2 separate regions of the Homo sapiens genome follow, and region 1 is linked to region 2. Evidence: chromatin loops called from intact Hi-C (ENCODE). Cell type or tissue: PC-3. All regions are shown on one strand.

Region 1 (4,000 bases), 97 kb after region 2:
CTAGCCTACCTTAAACATGCTCAGAACGCTTACATTAGCCTATGGTTTGGCAAAATCATCTGGCCACACAATAAACTTTAGAGTATGTATGTATGTATGTATTTACTTATTTATTTATTTATTTGAGACAGGGTCTCATCTCGCTCTGTGGCCCAGGCTGGAGTACAATGGCATGATCATGGCTCACTGCAGCCTTGACCTCCTGGGACTCAAGTGATCCTCCTACCTCTCAGCCTCCTTAGTAGCTGGGACCACAGGCATGTGCCACCACACCTGGCTATATATATATATATATATATTTTTTTTTTTTTTTGGAGAGACAGGGTTTCCATATGTTGCCCAGGCTGGTCTTAAACTCCTAGGCTCAAACAACCCTCCCACCTCAGCCTCCCAAAGTGCTGGGATTCCAGGCATGAGCCACCAAGTACTAGTTGTCTACCCTAGTGATTGCGCGGCTTACTGGGAACTGCAACTCACTGTTGCTGCCCAGCTTCGTGACAGATACTGTACTGCATATCGCCAGCCTGGGAAAAGATCAAAACCCAATATTCAAAGTATAGTTTTGACTGAATGTGTGTCCCTTTCATACCATCGTAAAGTGCATAAATTGTAAGTTGAAGACCATCTATATATTATTGTATGTCTTTTTTTCTTTCTTAGTCAGTTCCCGCTATGTTTTCCAGGCTGGAGTGGGCAGTGGCTATTCACAGGATCAGTGATCATTGCACACTACAGCCTCCAACTCCTGGCCTCAGGCAATTTGCCTCAGCCTCTGGATTAGTTAGGACTACAGGTACACCATCTTGCTAGGCATTTTATGCTTTCTTTTTCTGTTACAAGAGTGGACAAATCATCCTCATGCACCTAACAATATTATATAGCAACGGTCCATAGTATTTTCAAGAATGAAAACTCTTCCATGAAGCAGCTGTATTTCTGTTATCTGAACACTAAAAAGTACAACATGACAAAAAGTACTCTAGTGCAGTAACTTTTTATATGAATTTGTACTCACTAGCATGCATATTATTGGGGGATAATAATGCTACATGTATTCTAAGGCACATCTGTACATGTTTTATTAGTCACCCATCAAATTTTGTGATACAAGGAAATGTGAAGACCTCTTTGAAATATCCATGGGGTCACCCAGGACTTTATGCCTCACAGAGCCACTAAAACCTATGTCTCCTGGCTCTTTCTCACTCTCTTTCTTTTTTTCTTTGTCTTTTTTTAAAGACACAGGGTCTCCTTCTGTTGCCTAGACTGGAGTGCAGTAGTGTAATTATAGCTCACTGCAGGCTGGAACTCCTGAGTTCAAGTGGTCCTCACACTTCAGCCTCCCAAGTAGCTAGGATTATAGGCACGTGCCACCACATGCAGCTAATTTTAAAAATAAATTATTTATTTTTTTTAGAGACACGATCTCACTTGAGGTCGACGTTACCTCCAGTGATCCACTTTGGCCTCCCAAAGGGTTGGGATTATATGCATGAGTTGCTATGCCTGGCCTCTTTCTAATTTTTCTGGCCTCAGTCCAAGTACTACTGCATGTTGGAGTCAACTTCATTGACTACCCAAGCCACTTGGGTAACTTTCTTCCAGCCACTATGCTCTATCACATTTCTGGTTTTTATGAACTATATTTTTTATTCAAACTCATCACACTCTCTAATTCTTTTGTTTATTCAGTTACTTGAATAAAGGCTGTCTGTATCCCCCATTCACTAAATCATGGGACCTTGCCTTTTTAACAAATAGATGGGTATTTCCAACACCTAAACAGGGTTCATCAAATGTAAAGACTATTTAATTTCCACTGATACAGATTCCACAAGACAGATAAAGCAAAGAGACAAACTGGCTTAATTTACCAAGTTAATATCACTAAGCTCAATTAGTACTGTTTTTTCGTTTGTTTGTTTATTTTAACCAACTATGGCCAATCTTCACACAGACCAGACAATATTTCTCCTCTTTTAGTGTGTTCTTACCTTTGCTTTTGAAAGATTTTACATATGCCAGACACCTCTGGAAGGGCAGCTATCTTAGTATTATCCAGAGTTGGGAAATAGCCATGATATCATTCAGTTATGAAAATCAGAAATATGTGCTTCCTTTTTTTTTTTAAGAAATAGTCTCAGATATTCAACTTGTTTGTCTTAGATTTGCTTAAACCCCAAACAATCTGTGTTTAATGTTTTTGGTGTCCCACTGCTTTGCAAGCAGACATACCACTTGCAAATGTGCCAGCCCTTTGTGCAAACACCCAAAAGGCTACATCAGATCCAAAAGCTCTGGCTCACAAGGGGGCCAGCAGGTGGAGAGCAGATGAATCAGCCATGAGTGTGTGCCTTTCGGCCTGCTAAGAAGGAAGACAGTGGCATAAAGAGAGTATTATGGTTCCAGGCACAACTTCAGTCTGTCCAAGAGGCTCTATCGTTAACGGAGAATACAGAGATTACATTCAGTTACCCGAATTCTACAAGCTTTCTGTAATGCTCAAAAGGTTTAAGTGCACTTATCTGTCATCCCTTCACTTTCCTTTTTGAAATAAATCCCTTTGTAATAACAAATCAGACTTTCCTTCTTCTCTTTATGCAGGTGAGCAATGCATGGGTGCTTTTATATTTAGCTGGTAGGGAAGAATGACAACAGGTAGCAGAAGCAGACTGTAGATTATTATTTGCAATTAACAATAGGAGATATAGCTCCCTTCTTACCTTCCAATTCATTTCTCTATGCTAATAGAAAATAATTAAACTGCACAGCAATTTAAAGTATCAGGTTGGGTTCTGAATGAATATCTTTAAGGTTCATGATAGCAATTAATAGATTCCTTTTTAATGCCAGTTGTTTAGATCTTGATAATCAACCTGTTGGGTTCTTCTGTTTTGTAATTCATGTAGTTAGTCAACCAAAATGATACTATTTAACCTCTTTTCACCCATGGCAATCTTTACCGTAGATGAAGTCACTGAGCCACGCACATTCTAACTTGAAATTACCATGAGTGACTCTTTAACTTGAAGTTACTCACCTATGTTCCTGGCAGGCCAGATTTGTGAGCAAAAAATTCACTGGAAGTAACATAAAGCCATTGTGGGCACCAGCTGTCCCAGTAGGAGCAATGAGGGAGGGATATTAATAATGGCAAAACATAGTTGTTTGCCTGGTCACAGAAAATGGCCCACAGCACAGGTTGAGTGAGTCACAGCTGATCAAAAAGTGCCTCAAAATAGGAAAATGTCTAAGCATGTTAAAAATGCAACAACAGCTTCAGGTAGGTGAAAAACAATAGGCAAGCTATACTATTTATACATCATCTACTATTTACTCCACTAATGCAAACACATTTTTTACTACTGGCAAACAGAGAAGAAGAAAGTTAACTACATACAGGTCTAATGATGCTAGCCATACTGAATATAGGAGAAAACTGTGAAGTTATTTGCTTCACTAAAAGCCAAACTGGGTTTTTACACATTAGGTAAAGTCAAACTTCATGATTAAATCCAAGGAGAGGTAACTTTCCTTGATATCCCCTCAGGCCTAGAGTGAACCAGCAGAAAACCCAGAAGTGCAGAAGGGATGTCCTTTTTACAGCATCTATCCACCTTTGCCTATAGTGATACCACTTTTGCAATTTTAGAAACTTTCTGGATAGTTGCTTCATACTCAGAGTCACCCTAGAAATTTCAATAGTAGTAAATATTAAACTTCTAAAAATTAGTAGCATGCAAGCTCCCAGTTTTAATTAAACTCATACTGTTAATGCAGATTAGGCATATATGTTTATATCATACACAAACTGCACTTCTGATTTACATGTATTAATCTTAGAGTAATAGCAAAGTATAAGGGAAAAGAACACAAGCTTGATGACCTAAAGGGATTTTACATTCAGATCCAGCATTGCCTGAGAGACTTTTGACAGAAAATTTAACCTCTCTGGGCCTCTGTTTCTTATGTAAAAATGAAGACAATTATATTACAACTT
Region 2 (4,000 bases):
AGAAATCTGGTTGAGGATAAGGCAAATGTTGATAAGAATCTTCTGACTCATGTCCTCTCTAAGTAATGAGGTGAATAGCTTGTTATGAAATCCTTGTCTTCCCTTCCTCCAAATCTGTGTTTGTATCTGAATTTTGGCACTCCACAGTCTTCACTATACTTAAGCCTACTCCTAGCACCATAAAGCAGGATGGCCAAAAAGCTATAGCTTTCTTTTTTCTTTCTTTCATTTTTTTTTTTTTTTTTTTTTTTTTTGAGACGGAGTCTCACTCTGTCACCCAGGCTGGAGTGCAGTGGCTCAATCTCGGCTCACTGCAACCTCTGCCACCCTGGTTCAAGTGATTCTCCTGCCTCAGCCTCCCAAGTAGCTGAGATTACAGGCTCCTGCCACCATGCCCAGCTAATTTTTGTATTTTTTTTTTTTTTTTAGTAGCGATGGGGTTTCACTCTCTTGGCCAGGCTGGTCTTGAATTCCTGACCTCATGATCCACCCGCCTCGGCCTCCCAAAGTGCTAGGATTACAGATGTGAGCCACTGTGCACAGCCAGCTTTCTTTTTTCTAGGGAAAGTAAGAAGAGATTTTAAGGCTATGAGGAGCTAAGAGGTACTGCTGTCCTAGCAAGAACATTCTGTAAAATTGACTGGTGGGCAGTGAAGCTTGTTCCTGAGATCAGCAATAGAGCATCTTGTAACGTAGTAAGTGTGAAAATAGCTATTTCCCAATCATCTTGTTCATTCCACACACATTAGGGAAGAGGAAAATTCAACTGAGGGCCAATTCTCCCCTAAGAATCCTTTAGTTTAATTATGACCACAGTACATTAAACGTCTGTAAGACAACCATGTTAGCTCTGCTGCTCCTGACTGCAGTGGTGGAAGAGAAGAAACCCTTTCATTACTAAAAAGACAGGGAAGGATGCCTTTGCGGGTCGAAAACATGGTTGAAAATTCAATTTAACTGAACACCAAGCCACTGTGCTTCTTGTTAATGAACATCTTTTTGCTGCTAATTTTGTGCTATTTTACCTTTCATTAAAAAAAGTAATTCAAGTTAAACTCAGCTGAACAGCAAAAAGCTCTTCATATTTTGAAGCATTTTGGAACAATTACTTTGACGGAAGCCCTTGACAGTTAAATGACTCCGTTAAATGAATGTTATAGAAGTCACATAATGATTTTTAGTGAAATATTGAATTTAACCACAAATGAGGAAAAACCAGTCATAAGCGCTATGGGTATATTTGAATAATAACATCTTGCTTATGAAGCTGAATGAATTCTATAATTTCTAATAATCAGGCAATCAACTAGTTAGTTAGTGGGTATGTTCCTCATCTTGGTGCTCTCTATTCATTTTTGATTTTTGCTTTTGCTGTTGTTTTTTTAATCTGAGAAGCCAGTAAGAAAATTTCAAAACTAGCAAGAATTTTCTCTTACATTGGTATAGTATTTTACAGTGAGACAACTAATGAGTTGCTGTCCCACAAATGAAGTCCTCCTCTTTCCTTTTTCTCATATGCTGAATGAGATTCTTTCACAAAGTAAAAAAGCAATAAAAGTCAAGAACATGCTGCCTGAGAAGTGTGAATTCACTGTATGCCAGTGCTTCCTGCATCTGTGGGACTCAATATTCCTTTTCTTGTTTTATGGATCAAATGTGAGATAGTATCAAGGCTTTTGCATGTTTTCTCATGACTAATGACTGAAATATGTACTGAAATAATAAAACTGGTACTGTTCAATTTCCTTTTTAAATTCAATTCCAATATAAGTGACAGTTATCATTGTGATGGTGAAATCTGACTTATTATAAAATTCTGTTTTCTGGAGAAGGAGAGGAGCTAGAAATCCCTGTAGACTTAAACCGTGTAAGTTGTGAGTGGGTAGGGACATTTGGACTGAAGAAATGAGTCAGAAAAAAGAATGTTCTTGTTTGTCTGGCAAGCTGGGGTGAAAGTCGATGCTAAGCATACTGAGTGGTATAACTTGGATCTCTACCCACTGTGTGTGGTTGCATTTCCTGATTCTTCCAAGCAGGTGAGGCACAACTTTCTCCATGTTCTCACTACTCCCTGAATTTATCTTCATCATCAGCAATTGTCGACTTATACTTTAATTGCCTATTTACATGTCTGCTCCCCAGTGAAAGGTCACTCCCTAAGAACAGGGAATATCTTTTCATCTTGCATCCCCCAGCATTTCTCAGCTCAGATTAAGCTGTCCAATAAATGTATTTTTTAACAAGTAAACTTTTAACCTCTTCAGTTGACAGTGAGAATACATGGGAAAGGCCAGATAGTTTAAATATAAATACTAGTTAAAGTCCAGATACACAACAAGCTGCTTAAAGTAGCTACCACCTATAATCTTGCTACTCAAAGTGTGGTCCACAGTTCAGTAGCAGCAGCAGCATCTGGGAGCTTCATACATCCAGAATTTCAGGCCCTGCCTTAAGACCTCCTGAGTCAGAATGCATTACAAGATCCCCAGATAACACTATGCACGGTGAAGTTTGAGAAGCATTTACCTATAACATATGATAGTAGGAGGTATGAAGAAGTGATGGGTATATAATGGAGAAGAAACAAGGCCAGGCATTCTGATTAATACAGAAGTCTACTGAGAAAGTTTTAGAGCTCTCCCAGGACAGAGTCACTCAATGCTCACAGGTCGGAAACTCGCTCATACCAGTTACCTTGGAACCCCTTCTAGACACTTCTTCACAAGTCTTTCCTGTTTAAAGACAGAGCTACTCTTAATAATTATCTTTTCTCCTTGCTGCAAAGAGAGTATTTATCGTCAACATGCTGACATGTCCAGGAGTTTTGGCTTCCTCCACTGAAAATGTGGAAGATTGAAAGGATATTGCTGACACCTGAATAAGAAATCCAATGACTCCAAGCTATGTAAATTTAATTATTTCCTTTAATTTTTTTTTCAGGAGTCTTTTTTTCTTTTCCTGAGCTTTGGAGAAGTCCTGGCAATTTTCATTTAAAAAAAATACAAGTCAGCAGTGGTTCAGTGAACAGGCTGACACGTAATTTCATAGGGGGAGACGCGCTCTGTCTTTAATCTAATTTGTGCTCTCAATTCCCAGCTAATGTATCTAGGGATCCTGATGTACGCATTTACAAGGAGATATCTGTAATGCAGAGTCCAGCTCTCTGCAATTCTCTGAAACATGGGTAAAAAATTAGTCTGGGTTCTTGCAGCTGCCCTACAACACGATAAATCTCTATATACTCACAGATGTAGAAATATTCTCGGCCTGGCCTGAATTCAAATCCTAGAGAAAAGGGAGTGAAGAGCTGGAATTTTTCAGAGAACTTCAGCGGTCCATTTGGAGAGTGAGGCCGGTTACATTCCCATCTCTTGAACCCTTTGGAAGTGTGGTCGCAGGCACTGTAGCCATCAAAGTTCACCATGTAGAGGACATAGCGCTCAGTCTTATCTTCTGGGACGGAGTCCTCATAGTGAGGGCAGAAAACATCCAGGTAGTCATTGATACAGACATCAATATGGTAGTCACCCCTCTGGAATCTGTTAGAAAAAGAAAAAAAAATGTGATAATTCATAGAGAAAGGGCTTTCTGCTTGGAATCAGTGGTTAAGCCATTCAATAATTTTGGAGCTAAAGCATCTAGTATAGTAAGTTCTTACTGAATGCCATTATGATTTGGGGCATGGTTTGAAATGTTGCAGTTCCCAATCTAAGCCACAAAAAGCCATTTTACAGTGAGATTCCATTATATTTGTTTCAAAATATCCTACAAACTAAGTGCTTTGCTTTCATTTTAAATATTATATTAAATATCACTCTTTCAAACTGTGGAACTCTATAGAGGTACTAGTGTGCTGTTTTCCATGTTTCCTTTCATTCTTAAAAATCATATATTAAAACAAAGTTTTTATATTTTTATAATAGTGTTTCACTTGATAAATATTTTTGAATAAATGAATGAGGAAATTAAAGAACAAATAAATGACCGAATTGTTTTTTGT

The links. A loop is a pair of places that touch in the nucleus more often than their neighbours do. Peaks named below come from ENCODE experiments on the same cell type or tissue, not always from the same donor. Only the 100,000 strongest peaks of a DNase experiment are listed, where the experiment ranks them.
Region 1: it touches region 2 in a loop (2.3-fold over the local background); 2 of 110 quality-filtered maps call a loop at or near these places.

What each region holds. Positions count from the first base shown.
Region 1 is chr5:107,521,179-107,525,178 of GRCh38, forward strand. All of the region lies in intron 1 of EFNA5 (ephrin A5), which reads right to left. Among named protein-coding and RNA genes, the nearest start is that of EFNA5, 150 kb to the right of the region's middle. In PC-3, a CTCF peak has its summit at 2,318 (motif pointing right); DNase peaks (open chromatin) are centred at 2,303 and 3,063; H3K4me3 peaks cover 1,026 bases; H3K27ac peaks cover 2,350 bases.
Region 2 is chr5:107,423,971-107,427,970 of GRCh38, forward strand. It overlaps EFNA5 (ephrin A5), which reads right to left. Exons shown (of 5, transcript NM_001962.3): 2 at 3,247-3,539. Among named protein-coding and RNA genes, the nearest start is that of EFNA5, 240 kb to the right of the region's middle. In PC-3, no CTCF peak of the experiment used is centred here; DNase peaks (open chromatin) are centred at 1,661 and 2,001; H3K4me3 peaks cover 767 bases; H3K27ac peaks cover 3,271 bases.